Linked DNA regions of Mus musculus: regions 1 and 2 are each linked to region 3. A link is a loop called in an ENCODE intact Hi-C map of the cell type or tissue named here. Cell type or tissue: left cerebral cortex. All regions are shown on one strand. Each heading gives the region's core, and the rest is flanking DNA. Links, peaks and the distances in the headings are about the cores only.

What was found. Hi-C counts contacts between places; a loop is a spot of excess contacts. Peaks named below come from ENCODE experiments on the same cell type or tissue, not always from the same donor. Only the 100,000 strongest peaks of a DNase experiment are listed, where the experiment ranks them.
Region 1: a loop joins it to region 3, with 8 times the contacts of the local background. A loop is called at or near these places in 2 of 42 quality-filtered maps.
Region 2: a loop joins it to region 3, with 7 times the contacts of the local background. A loop is called at or near these places in 2 of 42 quality-filtered maps.

Annotation. Positions count from the first base shown.
Region 1 is chr13:25,953,806-25,962,233 of GRCm38, reverse strand. The region is part of intron 1 of Gm11351 (predicted gene 11351); the gene reads left to right. Among named protein-coding and RNA genes, the nearest start is that of Gm11351, 8.3 kb to the left of the region's middle. In left cerebral cortex, for the core only: no CTCF peak of the experiment used is centred there; DNase peaks (open chromatin) are centred at 3,415 and 4,082; H3K27ac peaks cover 428 bases.
Region 2 is chr13:25,671,402-25,679,829 of GRCm38, reverse strand. No RefSeq gene overlaps it. Among named protein-coding and RNA genes, the nearest start is that of Gm11351, 290 kb to the left of the region's middle. In left cerebral cortex, for the core only: no CTCF peak of the experiment used is centred there; a DNase peak (open chromatin) is centred at 4,482; H3K27ac peaks cover 496 bases.
Region 3 is chr13:26,004,710-26,013,137 of GRCm38, reverse strand. No RefSeq gene overlaps it. Among named protein-coding and RNA genes, the nearest start is that of Gm11351, 43 kb to the right of the region's middle. In left cerebral cortex, for the core only: no CTCF peak of the experiment used is centred there; a DNase peak (open chromatin) is centred at 3,807; H3K27ac peaks cover 904 bases.

The DNA of each region.
Region 1 (8,428 bases), core at 2,253-6,252, 51 kb after region 3:
GGATCAACAATACGAACTAACCAGTACCCCCCATAACTGTGTCTCTAGTTGCATATGTATCAGATGATGGCCTAGTTGGCCATCAATGGGATGAAAGGCCCTTGGTCTTGCCAAGATCATATGCCTCAGTACAGGGGAATGCCAGGGCCAGGAAGCAGGAGTGGGTGAGTTGGGGAACAGGGTGGGGGTAGGGCATAGGGGGCTTTCAGGATAGCATTTGAAATGTAAATGAAATAAATCTAATAAAAAATAAAAGAAAGAAAGTCTGGTAGAAATCTACACTAAAACAATCTGTCCCTGGTCTTTTGTTGTTGTTTTTGTTGAGAGACTTTTAATGACTGCTTCTATTTCTTTAGAGGTTATGGGGTTGTTTAAATAGTTTACCTTATCTTGATTTAACTTTGGTAAGTGGTATCTGTCTAGAAAATCATCCATTTCTCTAAAATTTTCCAATTTTGTGGAGTACAGGTTTTGAAGTAAGATCTAATGAGTCTTTGACTCTCTTCAGTGTATGTGGTTTTGTCTCCCATTTTATTTCTGATTTTGTTTATTTGGATACCATCTCTGTCTTTTGTTCATTTTCCCTAAGGGTTTGTCTATCTTTTGATTTTGTCAAAGAACCAGGTCTTGGTTTCATTGATACTCTGTATTGTTTTCTTTGTTTCTGACTGATTTTATCCCTGATTCTGATTATTTCCTGCCTTCTACTCCTCTTTGGAAGGCTTGTTTTTGTTTGTTTGTTTGTTTGTTTGTTAGTTTGTTTGTTTGTTTTGGGTTTTTTTGTTTGTTTTTTAAATGAAGCTTTTCAGGTCTACTATTAAATTCCTGGTATTAGAGATTTCTAATTTCTTTATGGAGGTACTTGATGCTATGAAATTTATTCTTGACACTGCTTCTGTTGTGTCCCATAAATTTGGGTCTGCTGTGCCTTCATTTTCTTTGAATTCTAGAAAGTCTTTTCTTTCTTTTTTCTTCTTTGACCCAATGATCATTGAGTAGAGACTTGTGATTTCATCTGTGTGTAGGTTTTATGGTGTCTTTTCTGTTGTTGGAGTCCAGCCTTTATGCATGGTGGTCTGATAAGATACTAGGCATTATTTACATTTTTTGTATATGTTGATGCTTCCTTAGTTATTGACTATGTACTGGCTGGGTTTATTTGTCAACTTGACACAAGAGGGAGTTATTACAGAGAAAGGAGCCTCCTCAATGAGATCCAGATATAAGGTATTTTCTCAATTAGTCATCAAGGGGGAGGGCCGAACCCATTGTGGATGATGTCATCCCTGGATGGTAGTCCTGGGTTCTATAAGAAAGTAGGCTGAGTAAGCTAGGGGAAGCAATCCAGTAAGCAGCACCCTTCCATGGCCTCTGCATCAGCTCCTGCCTCAAAATTCCCTCCCTGTGTGAGTTCCTGTCCTGACTTCTATTGGTGATGAACATCAATGTGGAATGGTAATGACTAAGACAGACTATATGATCAATTTTGGGGAAGAATCCATGAGGTACTTAGAAAAAGATATATTCTTTTGTGTTCGGGTGAAATATTCTATAGATGTGTGTCAGGCCCATTTGATTGATTATGTCTATTAGTTTCATTATTTCTCTCTTTAGTGTTTGTCTGGTTGACCTGTCATCTGGTAAGAGTGGTGTGCAGAAGTCTCCCACTATTAATATGTAGGGTTTGATGTGCAATTTAAGGTTTGGCGAGGTTTCTGTTACAAATGCAGAAGCCCTTTTGTTTGGTGCATAAGTGTTCAGAATTTCGCTATCATCTTGGTATAGTTTTCCTTTGATGAATATGAACTGTCCTTCTCTGTTTCTTTTGATTAATTTTGTTTGAAGTATATTTAATTTGATATTAGATGGCTACTCCAACTCTCCAGCTTGCTTTTTTGGACCTGTTTGCTTGGAAATCTTTTTCGGGCCCTCTACTCTGAGGTATTGTCTAATGCAGCAGAATGAGGGATACTGTTTTTTTGTATCCATTCTGTGAGCTTGTGTCTTTTTGTTGGGGAATTGAGTCCATTGAAAGATATTAATGATCTGGGATTGTTTTTCTGTTATGAAGATGTTAGTGGTGTGTGTGTGTGTGTGTGTGTGTGTGTGTGTGTGTGTGTGTGTGTGTTTCTGTGTGCTTCCCTTGTTATACTGGTATGCAATTACTTATTTCCTGTATTTTCTTGGATGTAGTTATCCTCCTTTGGTTGGACTTTTCCTTCTAGTATATTTGGTAGGGCTGTATTTATGAATAGATATTGTTTGAATTTGGATGTTTATTGAAATATCTTGTTTTCTCCATCAATAGGGATTTAGAGATTTGCTAGGTATAGTAGTCTGGGATGGTATCTGTGGTTTTTTTAGAGGATGCAAGTTATCTGTCCATTCCCATTCTAGCTTTTAGAGTCTATATTGAGAAGTCACATTTTCCTGTGGTTCAGTTTTGTTAGGATATCCACAGCTTACTGTAAAAGGCTAGCTATGCTCTGAAGGTGTCATATTGCCCTAGCTTTTGTTGATTGTGTTCTTTAGATGACCTCTAGCTATCTGAATGGCCTTGGTCTCTGGCTGTTTCTGTTGTAGTAGGTGTTGGAACCTCGATGGTCCTGATGTGGCAGGCCTCTGATGGACACCCAGATCTACAGGTCTGTATGGTTCAGAATCTACAAGTCTCTATGTTTCAGGATTAAGGTGAGAAGAGATGTGGTGGGAGAATGGAGGTCTATCTGGGCTGGCAGACTGATCAGGGCAGCTTGGCGTGCCCAGAGGACTCAGCGAACAGGGAAGAGGGGTGGGGAAAGGGAAGCTAACTTGTATGGTTCAGGCTCAGCAGGTCTGACAAAGGTGGGAGGGAAGACAGCAGAAGAGTAGAGGTCTCCCTGGGATACAGGCTCCTCAGAGCAGTTGGGCTTGCTCCAGAAGCTAGAATGCTTTTATAAGCAGATATTCTATAGTAATTCACCTATGGTTATATATCTCATCTCTATTCCATCTATAATTGATTTCCCATCTGCAACATTCTTTCGGCATGTAAATTCCTGTTTTCTCATTTATGAAATTAACTCTAGAAAATAAGTTACCAGTTTTCCTTATAAGCAAAGGCACTTTGCATTTGTCCTAAAATCTAATATGGGTAATTAATGCTAACTTCATATCCACATCATTTTCAGTAACACAATTTCTTTGGGAGACTGTAAAATAACTGTCCTGTTGAAATCCTGAACTGAACGAAGCCAGAGAAGTTTTGGTCAATCTGGACCCACAGCTTCTGCCTCTCATAGTTGTCACCTACTCCATTTCTTTTCTTAGTCTCTGCATCCTCATTCCTCCTACCCACCCACCCCTTTATTCTGCCTGCCTTCTTCTTATCTACATTCTTGTGTTTGTCCTTTACTCTTCCAAGTTTCACATTTTAAATCAGCAAAATTGTTTGAATTCATGGAGATGTGCCAGACACTCCCTGCTAATTCATGATGTGTGCATCATCCACAGCAACCAAAAGGCATGTGACTACTTCAGTAGCTTCAAGAGATTGCTTTGGTCTAGAAATGAACATAACAACACACCAATGTCTCTGTAACAAACACAATGTAGACAGACCAAGAATAGAGCTGAAACCTTCTGCAACCTTGCAGAGCCCTGAAGGTGCTCCTTTGATAGAGATTCTAGGCAGTTTGCGTGACAATGCAACAAAACCTTAACTGGTTTAGAGACCATCAGTCCCTGGTTTGTAAAGAATTCATGAAGGGGAATTGGGATGACCTGCTGCCTTGATAGGATTTCAGCTTCCAGCAGCTCTCCGCACTCAGCTTGACCTCCTTTCCTACCTTTGACATTGATATATCCTTAAGATTTTAGCTATACGATCTGTGTTTGAACCTGAGATTAAAGTTGGAAATAACACTCACCATAATGCCTTTACTTGTAAGTTGATGTGCTGGCCCTGCAGTATCCCCTGGTACTAATGAGACACCACTGAAGGGTACATTTTGAAAACAAGATCTTCAGGGACGTGAGTCATGATGGAGCAACTGCAGAAGGTTGAAAGCGAAGTGATCAGGACACTAAAGATTGCTCCTGAATAATGAAAGGATACAAGAAAGAGCTGCTAAAACGGGCTCAAAGCACTTTGCATTTGATATTGGCTCATCTAATAACTTCAGCCAGAAATAACAAAACCCTCCTTTCTCTTTCTTGTCATGGGGTGTGCTGAGATGTCTGCCTGGTTTATTTCCAGTACTCCTTCCAGGCTGCTCTCTTACTGCCAGCTGGCTTTTATCTTCTGTGCCCTGCCACCAATATAGTCAAGACATATTTTTATTTCTCTGTACTAAGTGTTAATTTTCTTGATCTCTTGTGATTTTAGTAACTTTTTATAATGATGAACTGTTTGTAAAAGGTGATGAAATTCTGGTGGGCTGTCTCTTATTCTCCCCCCTTTCACATCGTTTTCCTCCTTGGACAATCCCCAATTATTTGGAATAAAAGAATATCTGAATATTTAAGAATGTAATGTCAATAGGATTCTCCTATCTAGCCAAATGAGGACTGGGGAGCAAACACAGCCGTAGGGGTCTGATAAGTGGGGGCCCTGCCTTTCAGACACAGGGACTTCTTTCTCTAGCTAATTTCTACTTAGAAACAAAAGGGTCTTCAGGGAGTGAGGAAAGAGAGGCAAGTGAAAGATGCTGCAATTTGCATTTTTGTTCACATAATATTCATGTTCAACTGACTAGAGAAAGGTTCTCTATTTTTCTCGTTACAAATGGAAGCACCTGTTTAAAAATCCTTGAATCAATTTTTATTCACAATTACTATTTTTCTCAAACTTGCCTGCAATATTCAAAGGGATAAATGTTAAAACCTGCTTAGTATTTTTTTTTTTAGACTCTGTACTAAATAACTTAAGAGTGTGGTATATTAAGAAAGAACATTATTTCAAGTACCTGAAGGAGTAAATTCTAATCCATGCTCTGTCATTAGCTGTGTGTTATTAAGCAAATCGTTTAAACTTCTTTGTCTCCATTTCTTCTTCTTTAACATTTGGGTTTTGTATTGGAACACTTGAGACTTCCCTTCCAGATTTAGCTTCGTTTTTTTCCTGTCTCTTTATCCTTCCTTTGTTTTCTTTCTTTTAAAAATCTCCTTCCATTCTCCCTTCTTCTCTCTTTCTCCTCATCCCCCCTTGCTTTTCCCTGAGCCACTCTATGTCTGGGCAGCTGGGATAAGAAAACTGTGTTACTCTAGATAGAAGGCGCTTGCAGATGCCCCATTGGGCTGGCTACCTTGCAGTAACATTGATGCTTTTATTGAATTGCAATACCTGGAACAGAAGACTCCTTATTTTTCTAGCAATTCTCAATAAACTGCTGAATTTACCCATCACCATGATTGAACAACTTGCCTTTTCAATCCATCTTCCATGCTACAATGGTCAGAAGATACTTTTTCATAGCAACCACTAGTCCTTCCAGCTGAATTCTCCCCGCCGACAACTGGAGAGCTCTGATCCTAAGCAATCCTTAGAAAAGGACATTCATTTTAAAAAGTCATATAAGGAGGACGGAGAGATGGCTCAGTACTTCAGAACATTCACAGACCTTTTGAAGAGGTCTGGGGTTCAATTCCCGCAACCCACACAGTACCTAAAAGTCCCCAGTACCAGGGCATCTAATGCTCTCATTAGTCTCCAGGAGCCAGGAATGTACATGATACACATATATAGCAAAGTCTTCATATGTGTAAAATATTAAAAATGCAAGTAAAAGTCAGGTCAAGTAGAAATAAAACTAGAGTCTCCCTCTCCCTGATCTGTGTCCTGTCCTCCCTCTCTCTGTTACTGTCTGTCTTTCTCTCTGTCTCTGTCTCTCTTTCCCTCTGTCTCCATTCCTCTGTCTGTTTCTCTTGCCACACGCCCCTGAGCAGTACTGTGAATTGAACTCAGAGCCTCACATATGGTTGGCAAACATTCCACCACTGAGCTGGACCTCAGTCCACTTCACACTCTTGGAAGGCACGGCAACAGTTCTGTAGTTTGCATCACCTCCTGTAAAATTCAGTGTGGCACATTGAGTAACGATCACAGAAGGTTTGTCAGTTGCAATAGATGTCAGGATGAAGGGGCCAGGTAGCATGGCATTGATACAAAACCATGTATCTTAGAGTGACACAGAGTGTTGTAGATATTCCACATACCATCTGCTCTGAAGAGACTTCCTATCATTTGTTCAGCATCTGCTTATTACTTGTATTTGACTTTTGCTTGGTTCTTCCTAGATAGAGAAAAACTCTTTCTAGTTCTCTTCTACATTAGAAAAGGATTAAGACAGACTTACCTAGACTGGACATGTTGCAGTTTCCTTTGCTACCTGAGTCCTGTTGACATTTCTAATATGCCTCTAGGATACACTTACTGTTCGTGCTGACAACACACAGGTAAACTAACAAGGCTTCCTGGTGCCCAAACCCCTATGCCCACAGCAGTTTCTCCTCTATGAGGGATACTGAATCCCACAGTGCCTGCATAATGTTTGTCTCTGCTGCTCACTAGATTTCTGATGGTAAACCATCTCCACACCATCCCTTGAAGTCTATGTTCTTGCTCAGCCTCTGAATCATCTGGAAACAGGTACAGAGGACTCCCGAAGGCCATGCAGGAGGAATGAATTAGGGCTTTAGAACTCATGGAATGTGGCCCACCTGTTACCACAGCCATGTGGGTGAGCCTCAGTGTGGCATAACCCAGAGAGAGGACCATGTTTCCTAAGGACTTCTTACTTTTACATAGCTCTGCTCTGCTTGCTGCCCTCACACCCCAATTAATCTAAGAAGTGTATGGAAATTTTAAAGTGACTTCTGGTCCCTCACTGGACAGTATCTCTGGAACTCAGTGATAATGCTTGATCTCTTTCAGGCATTGTTGGCTGGAGTAAAAAAACTTAGCAATGTAGATTGTCAGCACCTTACAAAACACTTGGAAAAATAAATTTGGTAGTGAAGCTAGGTTGAGATGCTTTTACTACTGGTTTTGATGTAGAAAACCCTAGAAAACAATTTATAGTTCAGAAGGGCATACATTTATTAATTAAACTAGAGACATTTTATGGTCAGGGAACAAGAACAATGACAGCACTGGCTGACATGACTCTCACTGAGGCTGGACTGGTGATAATTGATACCCAATTTTATACCCATTTTTGCCCGCAGCTCCATGCCATGATTTATTAAGAATTGCTGATGAGTAGATATGCATTATGAGGATTTAAAGTATATATAACTGATTTTTATATAAGAATTTAGTTTTGCGATTCTTTTGTGATTCTTACTAGATCACTTTTAAAGATAAGTAATAAAATAATCACTCCTTTCTTTGTAATCACAAATTGCTGCCTGCAAGTTAGAGAAGCTGGCTAAGAAAACTACCTTACTTGCTTATACTTTAATCTATAACAAGTTGCTTAGGTACGAATGTACGTACGTGAGTTTTTGGAAATAATTTTTTTTTTACCTGTGCTACATAATGTTCTTTCTTGTAAAGATGTTAGGGATCACATTTTTTTTTCATGATAATTCACTAGAAGAAAACTAAAATGTAATCACATTGTAATTTTAAACTACTTGAAAGATTTTGCCTGGATATATAAACTATGGAATGAAAAATGTAGTATGGAGGTTGGAACATTGTTCCTTCCATCTATCAAACATGTATATGTATGTATATATGTAAAGCTTGTATGAATGGGGGGGGGTTGAAACCCTGTTTCTTCCACTCATTGACTATGTGTATGTATGTATATATATAAACCTTGCCTGTGTGTGTGTGTGTTGGAGCTTGATCTATCCACCAACTGTATGTATATGTGTATATTGTGGATGTATAAAATGCTTAGTCTGCTTACTGCAGCTTTGCTCTAACCATTTTATGTATGAATGTGTATATGTCTGCCTGTAGGTCTGTATGATATATGAATGCACATGTGTATTATGTATGCATGAATGTATGCAGGTATGTATATATTCATATGTACGAAGTTATTGGACTCTGCTTTTCATTTCATCCACTCAGTGTGTCTGTGTGTGTCTGTGTGTGTGTATTTGTGTGTGTGTGTGAGAGAGAGAGAGAGACAGAAAGAGAGAGAAAGAGAGAGAGAGAGATCGAGAGAGAGAGAGAGAGAGAGAGAGAATTTTCTCTTTCTATTCTCAAACCGCTGGCTGCCATAAACAGCAGCCCCTATAAGTATCTAGATCCACCCCAGTCAGCATTGGCCACTCATGGGCTGCCTGCCTCAGTTTACCCCCTTGTGTCAAAGTTGGTCTTTTGCAGAGGACAGTAAAGATGCTGTGGATCAGCCTTCTCTTACTGCCTCAGTGTCACTCTCCTGGCAACTAGTTTTCTTTGACAATCAAATGTGCACTCTTATTTGTTTTC
Region 2 (8,428 bases), core at 2,282-6,281, 330 kb after region 3:
ATAAGAGAATTCAAATATAAACAGAAGCACTAACAATCTGAGTGCTGTAAAACACCCCAAGTTTCAAATAGTGGGAGGATCTGAGAAGATAGGTTAGTTCAGTGAGTATGAGAACTATGCATTCATAAGGAAAATATTTATAATGTGCATAATATAAAAGCTCAGACATGTCTGAACACACCTATAATCCCAGCACCAAGGGCCAGAGGCAAGGCATATCCAGCATCTTCCGGTCTAGCCAGCTCTGAACCTTCATTTCACTGAGGGACTGTCTGAAAAGAATGAATAGAAAGCAACAGAGGAAGACACTCAACCTTCTCCTCTGGCCCCTCCTCTCCAGTGCATTCCATCTCTACCCACACATCCACATATGCACAATATACCAAAGGAAAAGAAAGAAGACCTTCAAAAAATGGGGTGGAAAGGTTAAACAATGAAAACAAATGAAAAACTACAAAGGCAAGAAGGATAGTGTGATGGTTTTAATGAGATGAGAACCATAAATCTAGGACATTTGATATGGTTCCCAATTGGTGGATGTTTGGATAGGCTTAATGGTGTGGGCTTGATAGAGGAATTACATTACCAAGGTTGGTTTTGAGCTTTCAAAACATTCATGCCATGTCAAATGAGGTCTCTCTGTTTCTTGTTTGTGGTTCAAGATTTGAGCCCTCAGCATCACTTGTCACTTACTGCCTCTGCTCTGATATCTTTGTTTTAATCTCCTGGAACACCAAGTCCATAATGAATTGTCTTTTCTGTGAGATGCTTTGGTCATAGTATTTCATTAAAGCTAGAAATTAGCATGTGTTGAAGTGACAATACACATGACTTGATATGCAATTTTTTCTACACATGCCAATGAGATATCAAAGGACTTTGTGACGTTCTTATGATCTGTCATTAAATTCTTGTTCATGAATTTCTATTGAGTAGTTGCTAATGTAGATGATATCAAATACACTTTTGGAACTTGTATGATGTATTTTGAATAAGTCCAAAAAAGTTTCAAACTGAATTTCAGAACATTTTAAATGAATATTTGAGTCACAGGCAGGTCATGTGGACTATGAGATGAAAATTTTGCATCCTGTTGGTGACATTCATAGCTGAATTCTGGTGAATATTCATGTTAATGAGTAAGAAGAGATCCATTCTCTGTCATAGCTGTTTAAGCAATAAAATTTTGCACTGAATAATCAGCAGAATGAATCAATGTGCCCTTCGGTATGCAGGGTGGGAATGTTTTTCCCCACAGGTCATGGGAAAAGTCAAAGATTAAATAGGAAATGTAGTTGAGCTCTCCTTAGCAACAATCTAATTTTATATCCTTCCAAACTCACTACCACAGTCACGCTCTCCTGAGAAGGATGGGGTTATTTCTATCCTGAGTTCCTGTTTCTAGAATACAGTTTTGCAAGAGTTCTATATTCAGTGCACAAAAGTAGGGCACCTTCTGCAAAAATAAAGAGTAGCTCTTGTTCCTAAGAGCTTATCACCCAAAGGCACTAGTAATGTGAAATGTTGAGTAGCTACACAGCAGCAAATGGCAGAAAACTAGTCAGTATTTTTAGAAAATATAATTTCCCCAGAGAGAAAAAGATTAGTAAATTCAAACTAGAAACCCAAGTTTAAAGGGGGGGGGGAGTACTTTCAGGATGAGGGCCATTATTTGAGATGTAGACGCTTAAGGAGACAGGATTGGTTGCCCCTTTCATGTGACACTATTTTGAGGGAGATGCAAATGAGTATTTACTCAGTCCAGATAAAGTATTGATGACAGAGCAAGGTAATGATAGCATAAAAGTCCAACTTGGTGAACCAATGATTTCATTAGGGTCAGTCCCAAGAGTGTGTGTGAGAGATTACCTACAGGACCAAGGATGACTCAAAGTCAGCTATGCACCCAGCATGGGGTGACAGCTCATGAAAACATGAAACCTGGGACTCTTTGCATGATTTGTAGGTAGCTCAGCAGGATACAAATTCTTCTTTCCTTGGCACCCTTTATTGCTAATATAGCCTTGCACATATAACAAGTTTCTGGGACTTCCTGAGACTTCTGTATTGTTTACTTGCAGCATCATAACCTACCTCTCTTTAGAAATTTAAACTTCCTGTGTCTTATGGGGGCTCATTTTAGACCTAAATGAGCTTTCCTCCAGGATGGAATATTTCACTTACAAGGCCACTGCTACACAACAATGGCATGTCTAGTTAGGGCCTCATTGCTACCATGTCCAGGCCTAATATTAACATCTATTATAAGAGCATTTCATATCTGTGCCCTAACAAACTGATATATTTGCCGGGAGAAGGTGGTTAATATTAAAGACTGTCATGATTTCATTTTGTCATCCTTACTGCTAGAAAGCACAATGAGAATGACAGGGTATGTTAATATTCATGTCATGCATGGAAATTTGCATCATGTTTCATTATTACTAGTTTCAAAATTCCATCACTATCATTATTGGCTAGGTTCTAAAACACCATGAGGTACATAAGGAAGATTATTCTCCTGCCTAAACAGACACTAAGATTTCCCATGACCACAGAAGTCCAAGCAAAAAATCTGGAACTTGAATCCATTGTCTGCTTTACCCAGATGATCACATACTCACTCTGGTGGTTCATATGACCTCCACAGTACCCACCAGGGCCTTCTCAGTACCAACTAAGGTCTTCTCAGTACCCACCAGGACCTTCTCAGTACCCATCATGATCTTCTCAGTACCCGCCAGAAGTTTTACATCCTTTTTCCTACAGAAATGTTTATTATTTTCTCAGTTTTGATGTTCTAGTATATTTGTCTCTTTTTTTTTCTTTTGTTTTTTTCCAATTTTTTATTACATATTTTTCTCAATTACATTTCCAATTCTATCCCAAAAGTCCCCCAAACCCTCCCCTCCCCAGTCCCCTAACCACTCATTCCCACTTTTTGGCCCTGGTATTCCCCTGTACTGGGGCATATAAAGTTTGTGTGTCCAATGGGCCTCTCTTTCCAGTGAGGGCCGACTAGGCCATCTTTTGATACATATGCAGCTAGAGTCAAGAGCTCCGGGGTACTAGTTAGTTCACAATGTTGTTGCACCTACAGGGTTGCAGATCTCTTTAGCTCCTTGGTTACTTTCTCTAGCTCCTCCATTGGGGGCTGTGTGACCCATCCAATAGCTGACTGTGAGCATCCACTTCTGTGTTTGCTAGGCCCCGGCCTAGTCTTACAAGAGACAGCTATATCAGGGTCCTTTCAGCAAACACTTGCTAGTGTATGCAATGGGGTCATCGTTTGGAGGCTAATTATGGGATGGATTCCTGGATATGGCAGTCTCTAGATGGTCCATCCTTTTGTCTCAGCTCCAAACTTTGTCTCTGTAACTCCTTCCATGGGAGATTGTTTCCAATTCTAAGAAGGGGCAAAGTATCCTAAAACAAAAGGATATACCTTCTTCTCAGCACCTCATGGGACCTTCTCCAAAATTGACCATATTTGTCTCTTTTAAATGGTTATAACTTTTAACATCTTTCTATTATATTGTAATTTTCATTTAAAATATGGTCATATTTTTATGTCCTTTATGGTATTTGTGGTTATGTGGTTAATGGTTTTTAGTCTCTCTCTCTCTCTCTCTCTCTCTCTCTCTCTCTCTCTCTCTCTCTCTGTGTGTGTGTGTGTGTGTGTGTGTGTGTGTGTGTGTGTGTTACATTTGCTAGCTCTTTTGGAGGCCAGAAGTTGGTGATGGATTCCATGAAGTTGAAGGTACAGCCAGTTTTGAGCCAGTGAACTGGGTGCTAGGAACCTAATTCTATCTCTGCAAGAGCAGTAAGTGCTCTTAAGCCCCGAAACATCTCACCAGTCCAGATGGCGAATTTACCATTGTTTTATACTTTCCACTGTTAGATAGTATGACTGCTTAGGTCGCTTTTTTTTTTCATTTTTAGCAGCTTTGATGAAAAGTTTCATAAATGGTATTTTTTTACATTATTTCCTTATGATACATGTCTAGGAGTTGAATTGTAATAGCTCAAAGAAATGTTTGTAACGGTATGGCTTTTATATCCATTGCCAAATGTCTTTTCAAACATTTATAATCAATTCACACTGCTAATAGTGACATAGGAAGAAGTAAGCTCATGGCTCATTCTGTCTTCCTTCTATAAACTAATAAGACAAAGCATAAACTTAATTCATTAAGCAAACATTCATTCAAAAGCAACTATAATCTGCAAATTTTCAACCTGGTAATGCAGAGGTAAATAAAGATACCATTAAGATTATACTCAAGAAATTTAGACAATTTTCCTATGAATAACTTCAGAAACTCAGGAGCCAGAACCACGTGCAGTGAGAGCACATATGTATTTGCTAGACAGATTTTTTAAAAAGGATGCGAGTGGTGATAGCTCCTTGGCTCTATGTGGTTGCGTGTAAAGTATGTCGTTCTGACTCAGTTGTCAACGCCTTTGTGAAAAGGTCACATCTATCTGTTCATGACACCCTACAAACCATATTCATAAGCTTTTTAATGTTTCCCAGATAAGACCATCGAATAGGAGCCTAAGCCATCTTTCTTTACAAATTTTTAGGGAAAAAGTCATTATTTTTTTCTGATGCACCAGAAGTCATATGGTGGTAAAGAAAAGTACTGAAACAAAAATCACAACTTCCTGCTTTAGTCTGTCTAAACCACTAACTAAGCAATCTTGCAAGAAACCTAACTGGTTTGTGTCTCATAAAGTGCTCTGAAATGCTTTCTCTGTCCATTCCACACTTTCTTTATATAGCTATTGTTCCCATCACAAGTTAGATCTCTGCTTCCAGCACACAGGCTTCTCAGGTTGTTCTCCCATCTATACTATCATCTTGCTTAACCACAATACAGATTCCAAGTCCAGCTCACAGCACCACACCATGTGCTCCATCTTTATGGTTAAGGATACACTTCAGTAGGTAGAGTGCTTGCTTGGCATACACAAGACCATGACCACAATTCTCTGTATTCTGTATAGTTGCTAGATCCAGCCATTGGGAGGTAAAGGTAGAGGAAAGAGGCAAACAAGCTTAAGGTATATTGGGACTTGGAGGATAGCGTGTGATATATGAAAGACAATAGCTCTGCCTCTTATTATCCAGGCTACACTGATAGTCTTTCTTGTAGAATGTTAATAGTACAAAATTCAGGTTTTTATTGGGACTTCTTTAAACTGTTATCTACATTTACATCTATCTCACTTTCTCACACTAACTCTACCTGGTTGATTGAAACAGATGGTAAAAGTTTGTGTCACCCTTCATTAACCATTAGTGTGTGAGAAGCATGTGTTTAAAGGCAATGGAAAGCAACAAAGGATTAGAAATTTGAAAATACATAGTGCTAGAGAAATGAAGAGACAGGAGAATTCTAATGTTTTGACAATCTGACATGATTAATTTAGATACACAAACTGTGTGTATACTGAGGAGGTCCCAAACACCACAGTAAAAGCTACTGAGCAGCAGTGCTTGACAGAAGCCTGACCAAGTCCTTAGATAAAGCTTGCCTCTGTAGAGGAAGGGGATGCTAGTAGACAGGATAAGAGAACAAAAGTATCATTGAGAACACCCATACCCAGCTACAGAAACTGAAAAATGTGGATAGAAACACAATATAAACAAAAATTCAAACTGTATAACTGAAGACTGATTTATAAAACAATGAAGTCTTTTAATTATACCATCTGATAGGATTTTTATGTCAGGAAATAGATCATACCAATCACATTGTAAGGTCCTTTAAAGATGCCTTGTGGGAAATCCATAAACTCCACTTGTATATAAGCAATACAAAGCGTTTCATGGCTACAGATCACTTACTTTCCCTAGACCCTCAAATATATGGTAAGTAATACATATTCATATTTAACATGCTTTATACACACATCAGTTCATATACATATTATTCAACATGCACACATAATCTATATAAAACACTCCATCTATTCTCTCCAGGCCTTTCACTGTTCTATGTCTTATTGCTGAGTAATATACAATGTCTGAATCCCCAAATTTGTTTTCTTAATCAGTTGTGGGTCATTTTAGTCATTTCTCGTTGGGAATTATATAGGTAAAGAATCTGTCAATATTCAAATATCAATCTTGTTTTGTTGTTCTTTCTTGGATAAATATCTAGGAAGAGAATTACTGTTGCCTGGTTTTAAAAAAAATGTCTTTCAGAGTTCTTTGTGGGCCCAGTATCTGCACCTGCTTGAACAAGTTAGCCTCTCCCCTGACCTAGAGATGATCAATACTGCATCTCTCTTCACTGTCACCTTGCCAGTGACTGTGTGTTGATGCTCATGGTGGTCACATGATACTGAACTCTTGTCACCTGTTTCTTGAGCAGTTCCTTCATTTCTAAAGAGTTTCCTTTTTCTTATTGGATCCTTTGCTTTTTTCTTACTGGACTGTGAACGTTCCTTGTCAGAAATATATGTCAGGAAAGTTCTCTCCAGATCTGTTGCTCATTTTTGTCTTTCATTTTATTTTGTTTGTTTTTTTAATTTTCTTGATGTGCTTTTTAGGACACAATATTTTCACAGTTTTGTTGATGAATAATGCTTACATTTTCTGTCTTAAATATCTATGTATTTCTTAAAATTTCTCCTGTGCTTTCCACAAAAGGTTTAGATTTTGGTTCATAAATAAGGTCCACAATGCATTCTTATAATTTCTTGGTGTGATTTAAGAAAAGGTATTTTTCACTGTGATGTGACTCTCCATTTATCCTAAAACATTATTGAAAAGTATTCTTACTCATTTTAGTGCATAAGCATCTGTATTGAATACCAATTCAGCACGTATTTGTGGACTCTCTCCATGATAACACTACACAATTGTCAATAAATTGCTACTCTTCATTTTATATCTTAAAAATGTATGTGAACATCAAACTCATCTCAATGTTTGTAAATGTTGTTGGCTCTTCCAGGCCCCTTATATTTCCATATAAATATTAGGATAAGCTCCATAACTTTATTTTTAAGTAGTACTTGTTAAATTTGTAGCTATCAGGATGTAGAATTAATAGAAAGAAATTAAAAGAAAATAAATTGGTATCCTAATACTGAATCTTCCAGTACATGACTTTGATACATCCCCTATGTGTGATATTGGTGAGTTTCTCAGCTTTGTCTTACTAAAGCAAAAAATACTTACATATATGTTGGCAAATGTAACCCTCACTATGCCATTTATTTTGGCTCAAACTATAAATAGGAATGTTTTTAATTTTACTTTACATTTTTCATTGTAACATATAACATAACAACTTATCGTTGTTCGTGTTATATCCTTAGATCCTATAAAATTTAAGCATGTTTCCATATTTTGTTAAGTATTGTAAGCATAGTATATGGAAGCATAATAAATTTTGCTCTTTCTTACCAAATCTAGGCAATTTATTTTATTTTTCTTACAGCACCACACGGGCTTCGAGAACCATATTGTATAGAAGGGAGGATACTGAATCTTTACTTTATTCCCAACCTGAAGACTAATGGTTTTTCAATTTTCTCAATAGATATGCTAGTTACAAATATTCCAAAGATGTATCTTATTAAATTAAATAAGTTGCTATTGACTATTTATGAATTTTATCAATAAAATTAGATAATGTTTAGAATTAAAATTAGAAAATTAGAGCTGCCAGGGTTGGGGAGCTATCCAGGGGGCCTCTACCTACTCAGAAAAGAAGGAGAAGGGTTATAGGAGAAAGGATTGCAGGAGGGGCTGATGGAGAGGGCAGTGAGCACTATGGAAAATGAATAAGTAAAAATTAATAAATTATATAATGTGTAAACTATGTTCTATGACTTTAATGAGTTGATATGACTTATTTCTTTTCAATCAGTACAGCTAATTATGTTGATTGATTTTTATTATTTTTAAGTGAACCCAGCATTCTAACATGAGAATCACTTAAGCCTGATACCTGCTTTTGAATATTACTGTATTCAATCTAGCAATGCTTGGTGATAATTCTGATAGCAGCATTGATTTGTGCTTTTTTTCATACAAAGAGTTGATTTAGTTTTCAAGTACGATCGTATTACACATACAAAGCTGCTTCTTTAACTCTCTTCATTCATGTTATATGTTGGAGGTGGAACAAAGTACTCAAGGGAAGAAATAGGGAGACAAAATGTGGAGCAGAGCCTGAAAGAAAGGCCATCCAGAGACTGCCCCACCTGGGGATCCATCCCATATACAGTCACCAAACCCAGACACTATTGTGGATGCCAAGAGTGCTTGTTGACAGGAGAGTGATATAGGTGTCTCCTAGAGGCTCTGCCAGAGCCTGACAAATACAGAGACGGATGTTCTCAGTCAACCATTTGACTGAGCAAGGGGTCTCCAGTGGAGGAGTTAGAGAAAGGACTAAAGGAGCTG
Region 3 (8,428 bases), core at 1,742-5,741:
ATATACTGTATTCCAGGATCTGAGATTAGAAGCTTTTTAGAGCTAAGAAATGGAGCTGGTCATATAATAGAGGCAGACTTCTTTGTATGAGAAAACCAATCTCATCCAACACTATAACAGCTGGATGTGTCAAAGAATTCAGATTGCAAAACAACAAAACAAAAACAAAAACAACCATGTAAGTCAAAATTTAGTTTGTGTGCTAAAGAACCACAAGATAAATAGAAATAAAAGCATATTACCTAAAATTTCTGTAATGTAAACATGTCATCTCTCCTCGCAGGGGACTTTTTCGAGGAAACTGCAGAAGACTAAACACAGCATAGACTAGATTTCAAACTCAGCTTCATGTGAGTACCCTAGCATCAGAGAGTACAGGGCAGCCATTTGGAATACGGGTGTGTTTATATTTGTAGGCCATCTCCACGTTTGTGGGAGTGTGATGTCCCCTAGGGAAGGGCTAGTTCCATATAGCCATCTTAGGGTAGAAAATGGGGGCACCCTGAAGTGGTAAATGTTAGGATCTTGTCTTCCCATAGTTAGACTCAAAAGACAAGTGCCAGCAGCCATAACCACTCTGAGCTTTGTTTTTCTTATTTCCCAGTTGCCTTTAACATTGTATTGTGAGACTTTCCTGTAAACTTTGATCAGGGACATTAAGTAATCTCTTCCAGCTGCACTTGGGACCAAGCAGTTTCAGGTGAATCAGTTAACAAGAGCACAGGGACGACTGCTGGAAGAGTTTGTTTCTAAGAGTCCAAAGTGAAGTGACTTGGCAGATGAGGGGACAATTTGACAACTCACTATTAGTGTAGACATTGAGCATTTATAACAATTCCTTTCCAAGATGACATGGTAGAAGTTAGGGCTTCTAACATGTAAATACTGAAATCTTATTTAATTGACCTTTAGGCCTTATGAGAGGAATTTTCTAAAAACTATAGCTGACAAAAGATAATTAAGCAAAATCATATGTCCATATATGAAGATTACTCTGTTCCATTTGAACTTAGAGAACTCGAAGCAGCATATCATCTTCAAGATATTGAAGTATTACTATAGTGGGATGTCCAACCTGAGTCACATATGATTAAGAAAAGTGGTTGACAAAGTTCACTTTTTCTGAAGGGCCAAAGGCCCATATCTGGTGATTTTCTTTTTGCTGACTGAATTCCAAAGTGATACTCAACATCACACAAGAAGAGAGAGTAGTCTTGCCGTGTCTCTGTTTCTCTCTATGTCTCTCTCTCTCTGTCTCTATTTCTCTGACTCTGTCTCTTTCTGTCTCTCTCTCTCTGTCTTTCTCTCTCACTCTCTCCTTGTGTGTATGTGTGTGTGTGTGTGTGTGTGTCTATGTGCATGTATGTTGATTTCTCAATTTATAAAGACATCACTACTATTCAATCATGGTTGCTCCACCCTGTTGATTTTATTCATTTCTCATGACATCCCAAAGTCTCTACCTCTAACTGTCATAATTAATTAAGTTTCCACTCTTTTAATGCTGGCCATGAGGGATTACATACCGACACAAGAACCCCTGGGGAACAAATTAGACTCATACGGAAATGATAGCATTCAGTTAAAATTTAAAAGGAAAGCATGCTCAGAACATACTTGGACAAGTTGAGACAGTCTAGTAATATTAAGACAAGTATTGCGTGTGAACATAAGGGAAGGGTTAATCAAAGCAAGATGGTAAATCAGTAGAGGTTAGAATAAAAATCTCAAAAATATCAGTAATGCTCCTCAGAGGATTATCTTAGCCACAGAAACCTCAATTAAGATGAATCTCAGGCTGGTAACATTTACAATATTATTCTTGTTGTAAAATTAACTTTACCTGGACATTGCATATGGGTCCAATTATTAAGAACTCTGTTCACCTATTTTCTTTTGATCCAAATATATGTTCATTAGGAAACACTTTGACTCTATGTTATTGCCTCATACTTGGTCACTCTACCTTCAGTGACACAGCTTTGCAGGTCACAGGACTGATACCACAGCTGCAGCGTGAACTTTTGAGGGCTCATGACAACCATGTCTTAGCAAAACTTGTTAGGAGTGAGGACTAAAGTAAGAACGATATTACCAATGTATAGAATAGCTGACATCATGAACTTAAAGAGTGGATGGAAGGCTGAAACAACCTAAAGTACAGTTAGAGAAAAAGAAAAGGGATTTCTTTTTCTTTTAAATCTTTATTTACTTTACATCCTGGTCACTGCCTCCCCTCCTGGCCCCCTTCCCACAGTCTTTCCCACTCCCATTTCCCTTCTTCTCTGAGACAGTGCAGCCTCCCCTGTATGCTTCTACCCTGGCACATCAAGTCTCTACAGGGCTAGATCTTTCTTTTTTCACTGAAACCAGACAAGGCAGCCAAATTACGGAAATGGATACCACAGACATACAATAGCTTTAAAGATAGGCCTCGTTACAGTTGTTCAGGACCCAAATGAAGACCAAGCTGCACATCTGCCACATGTGTTCAGGGGGGTGTAGGTACAGCCTGTGTATGCTCTTTGGTTGTTGGATCAGTGTTCAGAGCCCCCAAGGGTCCAAGTCATTTGAGTTATGTTGGTCTTGTCCTGGAGTTCCTATCCCCTTCAGGGACCTCAATCCTTCCCCCAACTCTTCTATAAGAGTCCCCAAGCTTCATCCAATATTAGGCTGCCTGCATCCCATCACGGTGACAGACTCCTACCCCTCTAAAACTGTAAGCCCCAAATAAACGTTCTTGTTTTCCTGTAAGTTGCCTTATTCATTGTGTTTCACTATATAAATATAAATTTTGTCTTTTTGTGGTATTATGCTGTACATTTGACAGCTGCTAGATTATTGTAAATCCATTCCCATGATAAATCAGAATAATTAACTTCAATACATAAAAGGCTCTTTATCAAATAGGACTTAAATCAGAAGACAGTACACTGAAAATAAGTATCTTAAAGATTTGGCTTGTAAAATCCTTCAAAATGGTTCATATCAATTCTGTGGAAGAAAAAGCCCACAGAAATGTGTTTCCTAAATATTTGTATGTGCCAGCACAGAATTCTGTGGATCGCCTCTACTCACTGCCATCCACAGCTTAGAAACCTAAGCCATAGAGTCTCAGGAGTCCCAAGGAAAAGAAAAGGTGAGACAGTCCAAACTGCCTCAATATAAAGTCATGCTATTGACCACTTTCGGAGACGGTAACAAACTTTGAATGCACAGGTAAATTCAATAAGGAAATAGGTGGCTATTAAAATACATGAACACTTAGATGAGATACGAGGACAGACTACCCTAGACAAGGAATACTAATTTATGTTTACACGGTTTTCTTTTCTTTTACATATGACAATGAAGAATTTTGCACATAATAACTACCTTAGAGCTGTGGGTAATGGCTTATGCAGGTAATTTCAGTACAGAAGGAGATGATGCAGTATTGTCACAAGTCTGAAGTTAGTCTGGGATCTATGGTGAGTTCCAAGACAGTTTGAACTACATACAGTGATCCTGTCTCAACAAAAGGAATTAAAATGAAATCACTTTGCAGAAATGTAATATATTTGTAAGAAACTAGCAAGACAAATGAGTGTGTGTGTGTGTGTGTGTGTGTGTGTGTGTGCATACAAAACTATTGGTGTGTATACATGAGCATATATACACATATACTGATCAGGCATCTATATATTTACTAAAGTATAAAAAAAATGATGAGACAATTGGGTTCAGTTAGCCTTGTCTTCAAACTTGGGAAAGCAGTTTTCCACAGTGATCTCAGCCCTGCTCTACGGTCTGAGTCATCAGCCTCCATCTGCAGTGGATGACTCTTACACTGTATTTTTAGTCTGCCTAACTTCTGAATTTCAAATCTCTTATTCAGCTGTCTAACACCTCCAGTTGGAAGTCTAATTTGACATAACAAGCTTGACTTCTAAAATGGATATCTAGACTTCAACCTCACCACCCTAAACTACTTAATCCCAGGATCTCCTATGACTAAATGAATGCTACTACCATTCCTTTCACAGTCCTGGCTTCCACACACCCCTGGCATTGTTCACTGATTCTTTTCTTCACAATTAACATATCATATTTTGGCTAATATCACTTGTCCTGTATTCTAAAATTACCAATAATGCTAATATGTCCTTCCATCTCCACTATCATGCTCACTCCTGGTGTGGCTATCACTAATTCTGAGGAACATTGAATCACCTTTCCACTTGTTTTCTTGTGTTACCCTTTAAGGTTGTATTATTTCTGTAATTAGAAAGCCTGGGTTAGTTAATATTCTCTTTGCTCCAACCAAATACAAGACAAAAGGCAAGTAAAGGGATGGAAACAGCTAGTTTCACATAGGTGCTGGTGATGGGGAGTGTATCGAATTGTCGGTTTTCAAGGAGGTGAAGGCATGGGTTGAACACCTACTGATATATGAAAAAGGCTATATTCAATGTCTTTACTATCTTCTTGACACAAAAGCAAGCTTTCTATTTTTATAGAAAATAGTTTTATGTGTCCAAAAATAATATAATTATCAGTCATAAAGTTTTTTTTTTTTTTTTTTTTTTATCAATTGGCTAAGTGCTTTTAAGCTGACACAGATTATCTTTTCGTATACCCCATTAGTCCTACCAATAACCCTCGAGAACAGGTAAGGCCAAGATGAGTGGACAAACTGCCTGTTGTTAGATACTCCATCAGACTTCTTATTTCACGTTCATTGCTATTGACACCATGTCCTGTTTATTTACGTGTATCAGTAGTTTCTCCTATTCTCTACTTTTCCATCTAAGGGCTAGACAGGAGAATGTTATATGAATTCACATGTGAATAGAAGCCATGACACAGTTCTCTAGCTTGTGTCTACTGTAAGTAGTTTCTAGGCCATTTAGGAGAGTGAGTCAATATTAATTTCCATTTAAAAGTACTAACCCTCATCTCATATCTCTCTCTCTCTCTCTCTCTCTCTCTCTCTTTCTGTGTCTGTGTGGGTGGTGTGGGTGGGTGTGTGTGTGTGTGTGTGTCTGTGTGTGTGTCTGTGTGTGTGTGTAATATATGCTTGGTAATGTGGTTATATGCATATGTGTATATGGGTGCATTTGCATATGGACCAAAAGTTGACATTAAGTATCTTACATATCTTCAATTTTTCTCCGGTTGACTTTTTTTTTTTGAGGGAGGCAGGGATAGGGTTTCTCACTGACCATGAAGTTCACTAATTTAACCTTGACAAGCTGTGCAGGGAGAGAGAACTTATGGAGCCCACCTCCAGCAGGAAGACAGGGCATTAAGTGAGGGATGAGGTTGCCATCCCACAGTCACATCTCTGACCCATAATGGTTCCTGTCTAACTGAATCACAGGGATAGAAATGGAGAAGAACCTGAGGAAAAGAAGGTCCAGCAACAGGCCCAAAGTGGGATCAAACTCAACGGGAGGTCCCAAGGCCTGACACTATTACTGAGGCTATGGAGTGCTCACAAACATCTATCATAACTGTCCTCCAAAAGACCCAACAAGCAGCTGAAAGAGTCAGGTGCATATATTTGCACCCAACCAATGGTCAGAAGCAGCTGACACCAGTTGTTGAATTAGAGAAAGGCTGGAAGAAGCCGAGGAGAAGGACAACCCTGTAGGAGGACCAGCAGTGTCAATTAATCTGGACCCCTGAGATCTTTTAAACACTGCACCACCAAACAGGCAGCATACACCAGCTGATATGAGGCCCCCAACACATATACAGTAGAGGATTTCTGGGTCTCTGTTCATTCAGAGATGATGCACCTAGCCCTCAAGAGACTGGAGGCCCAGAGAGTTTAGATGTCAGGTGGTGAGGAGGGAGACATGTGGAGACAGGGGTGTGAGGAGGAGGTGTGGGAAAATGGAGCAGTTGGGGGTAGATGGGCAGGGGTGGGGAATGGAATATGGTGTGTAAAAAGTGAATTAAAAATTAAATTAAATTAAATCAGTCTGGCAGTTCCTCAGAAAATTAGACATAGTACTACCAGAAGATCCAGCAATACCTCTCCTGGGCATATACCCAGAAGATGTTCCAACATGTAATAAGGACACATGCTCCACTATGTTCATAGCAGCCTTATTTATAATAGCCAGAAGCTGGAAACAACCCAGCTGTCCCTTATAGAGGAATGGATACAAAAAATGTGGTACGTTTACACAATGGAGTTAGAGTACTACTCAGCAATTAAAAACAATGAATTCATGAAATTCTTAGGCAAATGGATGCATCTGGAGGATATCATCCTGGGGCCCACTTTTGATTTGTTGTATTGTCATTTAGTCTGTGAGAACATCCAACATAATCTCTCAAGGCTTTCCCATCAACTGAAGTGGTATTGATCCTCTTATTCTCTTGTGGAGTTTTAAAAATCATCTCTGAGTGACAATGTACAATTTCATAGATGATTCAAAGCCATTCAATGTACTCTTAATTATAAATATCACTTTCTAAATTTACTACTGCTATAAACATCATTCGTTGATATACACATGTACATTACCTCTCTTAGACTTAACTGCACATTTATATTCAGATTTTATAGTCACATATGCCACAGACTTCACTCCCAGATGTCGTCTTCTAATATCTATTTTGTGCTCACCCTCTAGACAACCTCAGGGTATTAGCAGATACCTGCCTATGAATGAATTGCACCACTGCTCCCAGAAGCCCTAGAAGAGACATACTTTCCTAAACTGCCTTCAGTTAAAGGTAGAAGAGGGACCTTCAGTTTCAACTGATTTAACTAGATTTAGGATGCATGTTCCCATTCCCTGTGCCTTTTGTTCTGTGCGCTCTCTCTCTCTCTCTCTCTCTCTCTCTCTCTCTCTCTCTCTCTCTCTCTCTGTATGTGTGTGTGTGAGAGAGTGCGTGTATTTTCTCCTGTCCTTGTTTTCTGTCTCCTGTTCTCTGTCCCCTGCCCCTGTGCTGTGCACCATTCCTATTTCCTATCCTTCCCCTCTGCCCTGTGCTCTGATCCTTGGCGCTATGTTCTCTCTCTGCTTCTGTGTGTGCTCATCTGTCTTCAGCCCCTGGCTTCTGTCCTATCTTCTGTCCTCTGTCTCCTGTCACCTTCAAGGAATAGCAAATCTGAAACACAATCACACTGTGTCAGAGGACAAAGTAGCTTTGGTATTTTCAGAGATAACAGGGCCAAGTCTCCAAGTGTTAAACTATTTTGCAGAAATGTGACTTCAGGGGTTTTGCTCAATTTTATTAATAGTGACTAGTCTTTTCTCTATATATAGTGCTGTTCTTGTTTTTAGAACGTGTCTAATGCCCAGAAAAGTTAAAATTTGGCACAGGAGTAACTGGAAAATAGACATTGGTGTAACCACAGGAAAACACCACTAAGTCAAAATATCCCAAAGCTCACTTCTGCATAGCAATTACTTTAATTTCTCACCTTCTCAAATGCTGTCCAACTCATTATTCAGTTACTTGGAGAGAAAAGGAAAGCAGAAAATGGTGCTTGGGGTACAGAGAGGTAACATCAGCCCTCCTCAAAGAGAAACAGTCACTTCAAGTTACCTGATTGCATTCCCTCACTTACGTTAGGAAAAGTAAGTGAAACCCAGTGCCCAAAGCATCCTTCCACAGATGTGACTCCAGCTGCTGCAGGGATACCACACAATGTAAGCACTTAGAGGAGCATCCTATGTTATGCTATTTACATGGACAGTTTTTGACTTTGCATATTGCTATGCACACTCCAGGGAAGCCTGCTTGGCAGGCCTAGAGGCCTGGAAGCACTCACGAGGCAAAGAGTTTCAAGGAAACTCAACCCCCTGGAACCATGGCATTCTCATAACCCGTATACTCATACCCTATCCCCACGTTAGTCTGGTGTATGGATCCACGTGATCTCTTTCAGTACTGTTTCATTATATGTGCCTTTAAAGATTGAATTCTGACATAGCTAGGGCTTCTGTCAGTGTCCCAACGTCCCAGAAAATCCTTGAAGCAGACAAACTTGGAATTTCATAGCAATTCTGTAAGAATGTTGCCTATTCAGTAACATTCAAATTTACTTCTAGTAGAGATGGTCAAACTAATCAGGCATTACAAAGAATGGAGGGAGCCGGAATAGCTTAGGGCTGGTCTGCAGAGTGTTTACTTGAGACAATAGCCAGTCTTACCCAGACAAGGGAATTCACAATTGCCTAGGGAATAGGTGAGTTTACCATGAAAGAGTTAGGGAATCCCCTTAAGACAGGTTTCTTCACTAGGCCCAAAGAAACAGCATAAATCAGGCATTTACTAAGAACCCCTGGTGGTAGGTTTAACAATAGACTAGAATTACACCTGGCTCCCTTCTTAGAGGTAAACAGCAGCGCCTGGTCCCTGCCATCTTTTGATGTATATATTCCTTATGTTTTGTGCCATTGTAACTCGGAGGATGTAGCTT